Linked DNA regions of Mus musculus: all the other regions are linked to region 2. A link is a contact called in ENCODE Hi-C or POLR2A ChIA-PET data. All regions are on one chromosome and are shown on one strand. The core of a region is the stretch at or near the end of the contact, and the rest is flanking DNA. Distances in the headings are between cores, read along the strand shown. Region 1 has its middle 22 kb from the start of Gm6721. Region 2 holds the start of Pwp1 (PWP1 homolog, endonuclein). Region 3 holds the start of Prdm4 (PR domain containing 4).

Region 1 (3,152 bases), core at 296-2,795, 42 kb before region 2:
ACTTGCAGTTTGAACCCACAATCAAAGCATGATCTTTAAAAACACTCTCACATTAAGTACGGTGATTGGAGGTCTCTTTTCCTGTAAAACTATGACCCAAAGGTACTGTGCCTGGGTGTGGCTCTGTGTAAAGTTTCAAAGAACCGCAGGAACCAGGAGAATAAAGCTTTGAGCTGCTCTCTCTAGAGCAGTGGTTCTCAACCTGAAAGATCCTGACAGAATATAAAAGGTCACAGAAGCCCTGAAATTGGCAAGATAGATGTCACTGTTAGCAGAACTAGCTTCACTGATTTAGAAAAATAGAGGTACACAATGTCTGGCCACTCCTTGAACCTGTGTGTCTGCCAATGTTTTGACCATTCCTTGAACCCATGTGTGTGCCCACTGAAAAAGCCCATTGCCAGGTGTTTGTGATATTGGTTGCTGAGAAAGAGTCAGAAAATCTCCCCAGCAACCACAGCCCGGCCAATCCAGAGTTGCTACACCTGCACCAGACTCTTTCCTTGTACCCCTCCCATACCCATTTCTTGAGAATAGACGTTGTTTAGATCTGGAAATCCCCTACTTCCCCCCCCCCTTCTCCTTTCTCCCCTGAGAGCCTATAAAAACTGGGACCTCTTTCCCCTCGAGGTCAACTCCTCTACCCCTGCGTGGGATATGAGTCGTCCTCAGAGCTCTGGCTTTCCCCGAATAAAGCCTCATGTGGTTTGCATCAAGCTTGGTCTATCGTGAGTTCTTGGGTTTCCCCTATTGTCCTGAGGCCTGAGCAAGGGGCTCCTCTCAGGGTCTTTCAAACCTTCCTAATGCTTCCACCCTGCAACACCCTCAGGATTTTTTATTTAATACCCTCAGGCTGTGGTGAGCTTCAACAATACAATTTTGTTGCTATTTTATAACTGTGATTTTTCCTTTTGCTGTGACTTGTAAATATCGGCTAGACAGGAAATCTGGTAGATGACCCCCAGGAAGCAGTTAAGAAGGGGTGCTGTAGTGTGATCTTCCCTTTGCCCTTGCAAGTTCTGAGCTGCGAAACCCCGCCTCTTCCTACCCACGTGGGGCACGTGCCATTTCCTTTGTGCGAAAGATCAAAGGATGCTGTAAACACCACAGTGGCCAGGAATGGCAAAAGCAGGATTGGGACAGTGACCAACTAGGATCCCAAGCTGACTAAGGGGTGGAAACGGTCAAACAAAACAGCCCCCCAAAATTCCAGTGCCCCACTTCCTTCAGAAACAAAGCGCGCGCATTGCCCCGCTTTCCTCTCCGTCGCTGCGTCGGACCGTGTACTTTGGTTCCTGCCCGCTGGAGGTCGGTCCTGGTTCTGGAGCGACCCTGTGACCTGTCTCCCTGCGCGCGTGCACTCCGCGGTACAGTCTCATGCGCGCTTAGTCATGGGAAGGAGCGAGGGGCTCCACCGTCTCCCTGAGTGGCTGAGGGAGCGAGGAACCGCCGAGCCCTCCTTCCCCTGCTCGGCAGGCCCTGGCTGCAGCGAGCAGGTGCCCCGCTCGCTGGTCGCGGGGGGAGGAAGTTGCGGGGGGGGCACCCGAGGCGGTGTCGCGACTCAGCCACCCAGGGTCAACGGTCAGGCCATCTGAAGGCTACCCAGCCCTCTAACGCTGTGCCCTTTCCGTCCCTGCCAGCTCTCCACCATGCCCGGGGGCGTACCCTGGTCCGCCTACTTGAAAATGCTCTTCTCCAGCCTCCTGGCCATGTGAGCCTGGGCCCTGGCCGTGCATTGGTACTATCGGCCTGACCTGGTGAGTGCTGTAGGGCGCGTGCCCATCCTCGGGGTGAGACCCTCGCGTTCAGTCCACTTTGCTCAGTCCCTCTTGACTTTTAGATTGTCCCCAGTGTTTGGATAACTTGTGCTCACTCACTCTTAACACTCAAGACTCTGTCTAATAGTTGTGAGTTAGCCTGGTCTACAGAGCGAGTTCCAGGGATACACAGAGAAACCGTGCCGCGGGAGTGAGGGAGAAAAATACACACACACACACACACACACACACACACACACACACACACACAGCGTCAAGAAACTTAGTGGAACAGAAAGTGTCACGAACTTTCCATGGAAATGCAGTTTTGTGTCTCATTTCTGTAGGAGTAGTTGCCAGCTGCACTTTATCCAGGAAATAATGCCTAGAATTTGATCCTGTGAGGTTGACTTGATTCATCTCATTACTATTGAAGATGTGCAAGGGTTGTTAGCAGCAGCTACCTGTAAGTGGGGAGAAAGCAACACAAAACCACTGTCTCTAAAATAAGTGGTACTAAGGGTCCTAGGCCTCCATCTGGCTAGTAGAGAATCTTTACTGATAGACTTAGAGGCCAAGGTGGCTGGCTGCTATAGGATGCTGAATGCTTTCCTATTATTTAAGGGATTTATGTCCATTACCTACCTTGTCTTTTGCAATTATTCCAGCCACCACTGTTATGACTGAAAGGTTTGTGGAGAGAGCAATAGAGAGGAGACCGTGGTGGCTGCCCAAAGTTGGCACTCAGTGCTGCCTTAGGGAGAACAGCTAAGATGCTTTGTTTTAGGTGTCCAGCATAACTCACTCATTAGGACAGCAAAAGAGACAACTGTATTCTCATAGTTCTTTAGGCTGAACCCCAGGTCTCATCCTAATTCATCTCTTATTGTGTGCCTCAGCAAATGCCACTGGGTAGATATGGACAATACACCCACATCCGCTCACTTTGATCCCCACACTTGTGCCTACCCTAGCCAAGTCACTGTCAGTTTCTCTCTTCAGTTAAGACAGTAGCTTCCTGCCCATCTTCTGCCCTCCACTCCTGCTTTCCCTGAAACGTTTCAACAGAACTTCCATCGCTCTTTTTTATCCTGGAGTCAGGCCATGTAGTTCTCCTCAAAACTCACCAGTATCTTCCTGCTTCCAAAGCAAAAGCCACTGACTCTTTATGTCCCTCCCACTGTCCACCAACTGCTTTCTAACCTGCTGAACACTGTGTCAGTTGTACCGATGACTTCCTTGAACTGAAGATACAGTTTGATCCTCTGCCCTTGTGATCCTATTAGCCTGAAACAAGACTGTTTCCTCTTCCTCCTCCTCCCTCTCCTCCTCCTCCTCCCTCTCCTCCTCCCCCCACCTCCTCCTCCATGTTCTGAAGTGACCCTCTGAGCCAAA
Region 2 (3,120 bases), core at 254-2,753:
TAAGGCAAAGGACATTGTTATTAGGACAAATTGGGAAAGGATCTTCACCAACCATACATCTGACAAAGGGCTAGTATCCAAAATTTGCAAAGAACTCAAGAAGGCAGACACCAGCAATCCAAATAACCCAATTAAAAAATGGCGTACAGAGCTAAACAGAGAATTCTCAGAGGAATCTCAAATGGCAGGGAAGCACTTCAAGAAATGTTCAAAGTCCTTAATCATCAGGGAAATGCAAATCAAAACAACTCTAAGGTTCCACCTTACATCCATCAGAATGTCTAAGATAAAAAAAAAAAACTCATGAGATAGCATATGCTGGTGAGGATGTGGAGCAAGGGGAGCAGTCTTTATTGCTGGTGGGAGTACAAACTTATACAATCACTTTGGAAATCAACTTGGCAGTTTCTCAGAAAACTCAAGACCCAGCCATACCACTTCTGGGCATGTACTCAAGAGATGTTCCATCATCCCACAAAGATGCTTGTTCATCAATGTTCATAACAGTTTTATTTGTAATAGCCAGAAACAGGAAACAACCTAGATATCCCTCACCTGAAGAATGGATAAAGGCATGGTACATCTACACAATGGAATACTATTCAACTATTAAAACCTAAGGCATCATGAACTTTGCAGGCAAATAGATGGAACTTGAGAATATCATCCTGAGTGAGATAACCCAGTCCCAAAAGGGCATGCATGGTGTGTACTCAGTGATAAGTGGATATTGTCCATAAAATACAGGTACCATGGTCCACTTCACAGAACCAAAGAAACTAAACAAGAAGGAAGACTCAATCAAGGAAGCTTGAATCTCACTTAGAAGAGGGAATAAAATAGTCATAAGAGGCTGATGGAGGGAGGGAACTGGGAGAGAGGGGAAATGGGGGATTCAGGATCAGGCATGGAGAAGAACAGGAGAGATAGCTATATGGCCATGAAAATGAATGGAAATCTGCAAAGTGGGGGGAAACCTGCATCTCCAGGACGAGACAAAGGCCTGGGATAAGGGAGGCTCCCAAGAATCAGTGGGGGGTGACCTTAGCTGTGACTCTCATTGGGGATGTGGAACCTGAAGAGGCCATCTCCTGTATCCAGAATGGAACTCCAATAGAGACACCAACCCACCCACAAAACTTTCAACTCAAAATTTATCCTGTCTACAAGAAATGCTGGCATAGGGGAGGGAGCAGAGACTGAGTGAATGGCCAACCAATAACCATTTCAACTTGAGACCCGTCCAGTGGGCAAGCACCAATCCCTAACACTATTAATGAAACTCTGCTATGCTTGCAGACAGAAGCATATTGTTCTCTGAGAGGCTCCCCCCAGTAGCTGATTCAGACAGATACAGACACAGCCAAACAGTGGATGGAGCTTGGGAACTCTTATGGAAGAATAGGAGGAAGGAGATAGAAACTCCACAGGAAGCAGTCGTAGATTTGCATACGGCCCCGCCCATCTCATGCAAATTCCCCTCCCCTTCCCCTTGGCGCCTGCGAGTGACGTCAGCGAGCGCCCGCGCCTGCGCGTTGTTCCCCTCCGCGGAGCTCAAGAGTAGTGTCTCCCAGCTCCCAGGGCTCCAACCTGCGCCGGGTTCAAACCGAAGATCATGAACCGCAGCCGCCAAGTGACCTGCGTGGCCTGGGTCCGCCGCGGCGTGGCCAAAGAGACTCCAGACAAGGTGAGGCCTGTGTATGGGGAGATGCCACGGCATGGCCGTGGGCTCGGCCCCGTCTGGGGCAGCACGCGCCCAGCAGGAGCCACGCGATGGGACCTGCCAGGTTGGCCGGGACTGTAGCCATGTGAGGTGTGGCTCCGGTGACCCGGGCGAGCAGAGACCGCGCGCCCCTTCCCTGCCCGGAGCGGGAACCCCGATCCCATCCCTGAGATGCACGAACACGTGGACTTTTTGTGCACTGGGAAGGGGCGGGGGTGTTTGCTTGTTACGAGTTTCTTACGGTGATCCGGATAAAACGTTATGGGGCAGAGAGAACAAGGTGTCAGTGTAACACAGTATGAAGGAAGTTGTACAAAAGCTGGAGACCGTGGCAAAGGAAGCCGGTTACTCAGGCGGTTTTGTTCATTACACAGTGTTTTCTGCAAGCCAAGCGGAGCCTGGAGTTCCGGGATATGTTGGAGCGATATAGGGCAAAGCCCTGTTCTTGACTTTCGGGATGTCAGGGGTTGTAAGTGTCCTAAAAGAAGTGAAGGGGTTGCTATGGGTGTAATTGTCTGAGTAGTGACAACTCGATATGTGATAGACGTGGGAGTGGCCTCGACATGAATTTACATGCGGTGAGGGATGGAAATACTCCTTATAGGTGTAAATTCTACCAGAGTGCAGGTAGTGTTTAGTCACTGTTTTCTCTGGTGTTTTGCCAACAGCAAGCAAGCAGTGTATATTTATAGGATAGGGACAACACTTGCCTTATTAAAAATTCTCCAAAAGAAAATTGTTTTCATTTTAAAAGGGCCATACACAGCTTTCGAAGTATTAAGAGAGTCTTAAAAATCCCTAGTTGTCATGCCCCAACCCCAAGCAATACAAATACCTTTGTGTGTGTGTATGTGTATGTATGTATGCCCATGTTCATGTGTTTGTGTATGTGTGCGCTGTCTGATTGAACCCAGCGTTAGTCAATCGAGATAGAGTGGCTGGCCAAGGCACCAGAAATTCTCGTCTCTGTAGTCCCTAGTGCTGGGATTACAGGTGTCCCCTACACTACACCCAGCTTTTGAGTGGCTTCTGGGATGGAACTTAGATCCACATGCTTGCTCAACAAAAGCTTTACCGACTGACCTCCGGCCTTCCCCGGAGTTTTTCAGTCTTTAATTTCTGGATCTTTCTCAGGCAGAATTGAATGTCATTCTCAGGGAGATTCTTGTTATCTCAACGTTTTTTGTTGTTGTTTTGGAGACCAGGTCTCACTCTGTAGCCCGCTGTGGCCTCAGACTTATGGCAATCCTCCCGTGTCAGCCTCCTAAATACTAGAGTTATAGGTGTGAGCCACTGAAGATCTGGAGGCTCTTTAGTAGAAACTGAGCCGTTGATTTACCTTCATGTGGAGTGTTGCCATTATGGCCAACCCACACTGCGGGCTTAAGTAAATAAAC
Region 3 (3,306 bases), core at 419-2,918, 45 kb after region 2:
AAGATCAACAAAAGGATGTTACTTCTCACGAAGAATGGAAACTCTGTGTAACCTAAAGAAGCCACTGCTACTTTAGCAAAGTCTCTAGGCCCCAGCTAGTTTAAAACAGACTTCTCTAAATTCTCCCACCTGCAACCATACCTAAAATACAACCATCACTGGAACCACAAGGCCTAAATACAACATACAGATTACAGTAACTTATTAGAGCAGAGTTAAGTGTGTGGCTTCACCTCCTATTCTTAAAGCTCCTGAACGTCTATACAATGTCATCATCAATAATAACTCGTGTGAAATTCTGGACCTTCTCACACCCGTTCAAACAAGACTTTAGTAACAGAGGCTCAGCAGATTTCTGTTTGATGTGAGTCCCCAAAACGTGATGGCCTCAACAGCCATAAACCAAAGGTCACAAGTACTCAAAGACAGAAGACACCAGGAAGGAATGCTGCACACAGTGACTCCCAAGGGACCTTCCCCTTCAACAAGGCACAGCCATTCTACCAACCTCATATCACCGTCCTAAGAAGGCCTAAAGGATACTGAGTTCTTTCTGTCTTGTCACTGTGTCTTCTGCCAATTATTCTTAGCTGTTTTTATGTTTCTAACTGACCGAAGTTGATCAATTGTTGGTTGCAAACCTCGCGCTGTTTTCTGGAAATGACATTTAAGAAACTAACAGGAATACAGCCACTTTACAAAATGCATCAACCAGCTCCAATAATTTCAGTCAATACGTTTTCTCTTCCCCGCTATATTGACAGCCTTTTAAAAGCTTTTGGGGGCGGGGGGGGGGGGAACCCAGCTAAATACTGCTCCGTCTTTACTACTCCGCTAACACAGTACCTTCTAGTTCAGGAGACTTGCACAATTTAAAAACTTCACCTCCGCACTCCACCATCCCTGGCTACAGTAACCCGCAAACCCCCAAAGGTGAAGAACTATGATACTACAGTAACATTCCAAATTAAAATAGCGAAAGCTAAAATACGACAGGAAAGAGGTGCCAAGCAGCTAACAATGTACGGCTACTCAGAACAATCACCCCAGGAACCAACTAGTACTCTGGATATTTCTATTGGGTTCAGGTGCTCAAATCCATTTACGCGTCACACGTGTGGCCCGAAGGCACCCAAACAAAGACTGAGTCTCCGGCGGCGTCCGCCCCGCTCCCTCGGCCCTGCCTTGGGGACCTGCCCTGCTCACCTGCACGTCCAGGGCAGGGGGCCGGCGGCTGCTAGGTGCGCGATGGGGCCGGTGTCACGTGCTACCACATCCCGCCGGTGGCCGCGCCTCCCCGCACTGCCCGACGTCTCCGAGGGCCGGCGGCTGCGCTCCGCGGCGAGGGCCCGGCATGCTGGGCGGCGCCCGGGGCTGTTTTCCCAGAAGCGCTGGCAGCCGGACTGGCCGACCTGGAAGAAGAGAAGAGCGATCAGCCGTGGCCTTTCCCTGCCCCGGGCCGCTCGAGCCCGCCCCGCCGCGTCGCCCACCTGAGGCCCGCGCTGGGGAGCACTGGCCCGGCCGCCTGGCTCGTCATCGGGCCGAACGTCGGCCCGGACGCTCCTGCCTCCCGGGACCCCGCGCCCGGTTTACAGCTCTCCTAACATTTCCCGCCCGGCCCCGCCCGGTCAGGCCCGCCGCCTTCACGGGGCCGCACCCTCGGGGGCGCCTTTCCGGCTTCTCAGCCACTCCGGGCCCGTTTCCGGCTTCCCAGCCACTCTGCGTCCGTGCTACCTGCCTACGGCCTGCGCTCCGACCCGCTCTTCCGGGGATACGCACCGCCCCCTCTCTGCGTGTGGAGAACCGCAGAGCCCCGGGAGTGGGCGGGCTTAGAGACGCTCCACCCAGAGTGTTGCAGCTCAGCTGGGTGCCGATCCAATCGAGGGCCGAATAATCGCTCCGCCGTTGCTAGGAGACCAGAACTGATACACGTGCTAGGGGTGCGTTCTGAACTCCAACGTTCTCCAGACTCTGCTTTTCTGTCCAGATGGCATGGCCTCAAGTAGGGAAGCATGAATCCACATAACACAACGTTTTTAAATATAGGATTGGGCCAGACGGCGGTGTGGCCCAGGAGTAATCGGGTTTCGATTCTGAAACTCTTTTACCCTGTGTGAAGTTTCCCTGCTCCCACATCATAAAAGATGATGTTGGGATTTGTGCAGGTGTTTTTCTTCTCTCTTTGCCTTCCCGTCCCTTCTGCACGGACAGGCACAGTGCTTACTTAGAATAATCATTGGAACCACAACATCTGCTCGGTAGCCAACTTTTGACATAATGTTTATTCATATGAGTGGGTGGGTGGATGTGAAAGCAAATGTGCATGTGTAAAAGAAGTTAGAGAACAACTTACACTCTCTTTCCCACATGTGGGTACCAGGGACTAAAGAGCCTTACCCTCTTTGCCACCTTGTCAGTCTATTTATGGCAATATCCCATACCCCACAATTCACTAATCATACCTAAGTATTTACCCAATACAGAAACATATACATGTGTGTATGTATGTATGTATGTACAAAGACATATGTACTAAGTTCCTTGCAACTTTGTTAATGATCTGTCATCAACCAATAAAGAGTTGCACTGAATCACCGTTGTGGAGCCCTAGGCAGCAATAAAAAGTAACAAGCTATTTGCATGTAGGTAGACCTCTAGAAGCTTTCTACACTGAGCAAAAAAACATCAGAAACAAAAGACTAGAAGTCTGTATAAAATTCTAGAAAAGGCCAAGACTTTACTAACAGCTCTGATGGATGTTGGAAGTTAGTGATAGGTGAAGAGATGAAATTGCCTATATAGAAAGACAGACATGAGGGACCATTTTGGATAATGGTTACATGCCTGTATATGTTTATAAAGATTGATCAAATAGTAAAGATTGGTGAGTTTTGTCATGTGTAAAAATGCATTTAAAAAGTAAGAGGTGGGGCATAGTGGTGCACACGAGTACTACCAATACTTGAGGATACTAAGGCAGGAAGGTCAGAAATTCAAGGTCATTCTGGTTTACATAGTAAGTTCTAGACAGACCTGGCATCTTTATAAAGACAATATTTAATTAGGGCTGGCTTATCCGTTCAGAGGTTCAGTCCATTATTATCAAGGTGGGAACATGGCAGCATCCAGGCAGGCATGGTGCAGGAGGAGCTGAGAGTTCTACATCTTCAACTGAAGGCTGCTAGGAGAATACTGGCGTCCAAGCAGGTAGAATAAGGGTCTTAAAGCCACACCCACAGTGACACACCTACTCCCAACAAAGCCACACCTCCAAATAGTGACATTCCCTGTGCCAAGCATATTCAA

The links. A loop is a pair of places that touch in the nucleus more often than their neighbours do. ChIA-PET counts read pairs that join two places held with the same protein, here RNA polymerase II (POLR2A).
Region 1: a loop to region 2 is called in a map of T-helper 1 cell, with 2.4 times the contacts of the local background. The contact joins the enhancer-like site here to the promoter of Pwp1 in region 2. A Hi-C loop is called at or near these places in 2 of 37 maps with a recorded cell type or tissue (T-helper 1 cell and T-helper 17 cell).
Region 3: a loop to region 2 is called in a map of heart, with 4 times the contacts of the local background. The contact joins the promoter of Prdm4 here to the promoter of Pwp1 in region 2. A Hi-C loop is called at or near these places in 8 of 37 maps with a recorded cell type or tissue (T-helper 1 cell, T-helper 2 cell, gastrocnemius and 2 more). POLR2A ChIA-PET finds 5 or more read pairs at or near these places in 3 of 5 experiments (Patski and embryonic stem cell).

The regions. Positions count from the first base shown.
Region 1 is chr10:85,828,093-85,831,244 of GRCm38, forward strand. It overlaps the pseudogene Gm19624. Among named protein-coding and RNA genes, the nearest start is that of Gm6721, 22 kb to the left of the region's middle. Within about 2 kb of position 1,546, at least 2 of the 3 ENCODE cell types and tissues checked have a DNase peak (open chromatin) inside an H3K27ac peak, as active enhancers do.
Region 2 is chr10:85,870,328-85,873,447 of GRCm38, forward strand. Pwp1 (PWP1 homolog, endonuclein) reads left to right here and starts at 1,504. Exons shown (of 15, transcript NM_133993.3): 1 at 1,504-1,687. The coding sequence starts at 1,616.
Region 3 is chr10:85,915,318-85,918,623 of GRCm38, forward strand. It overlaps Prdm4 (PR domain containing 4), which reads right to left and starts at 1,669. Exons shown (of 12, transcript NM_001302886.1): 1 at 1,491-1,669; 2 at 1,207-1,412.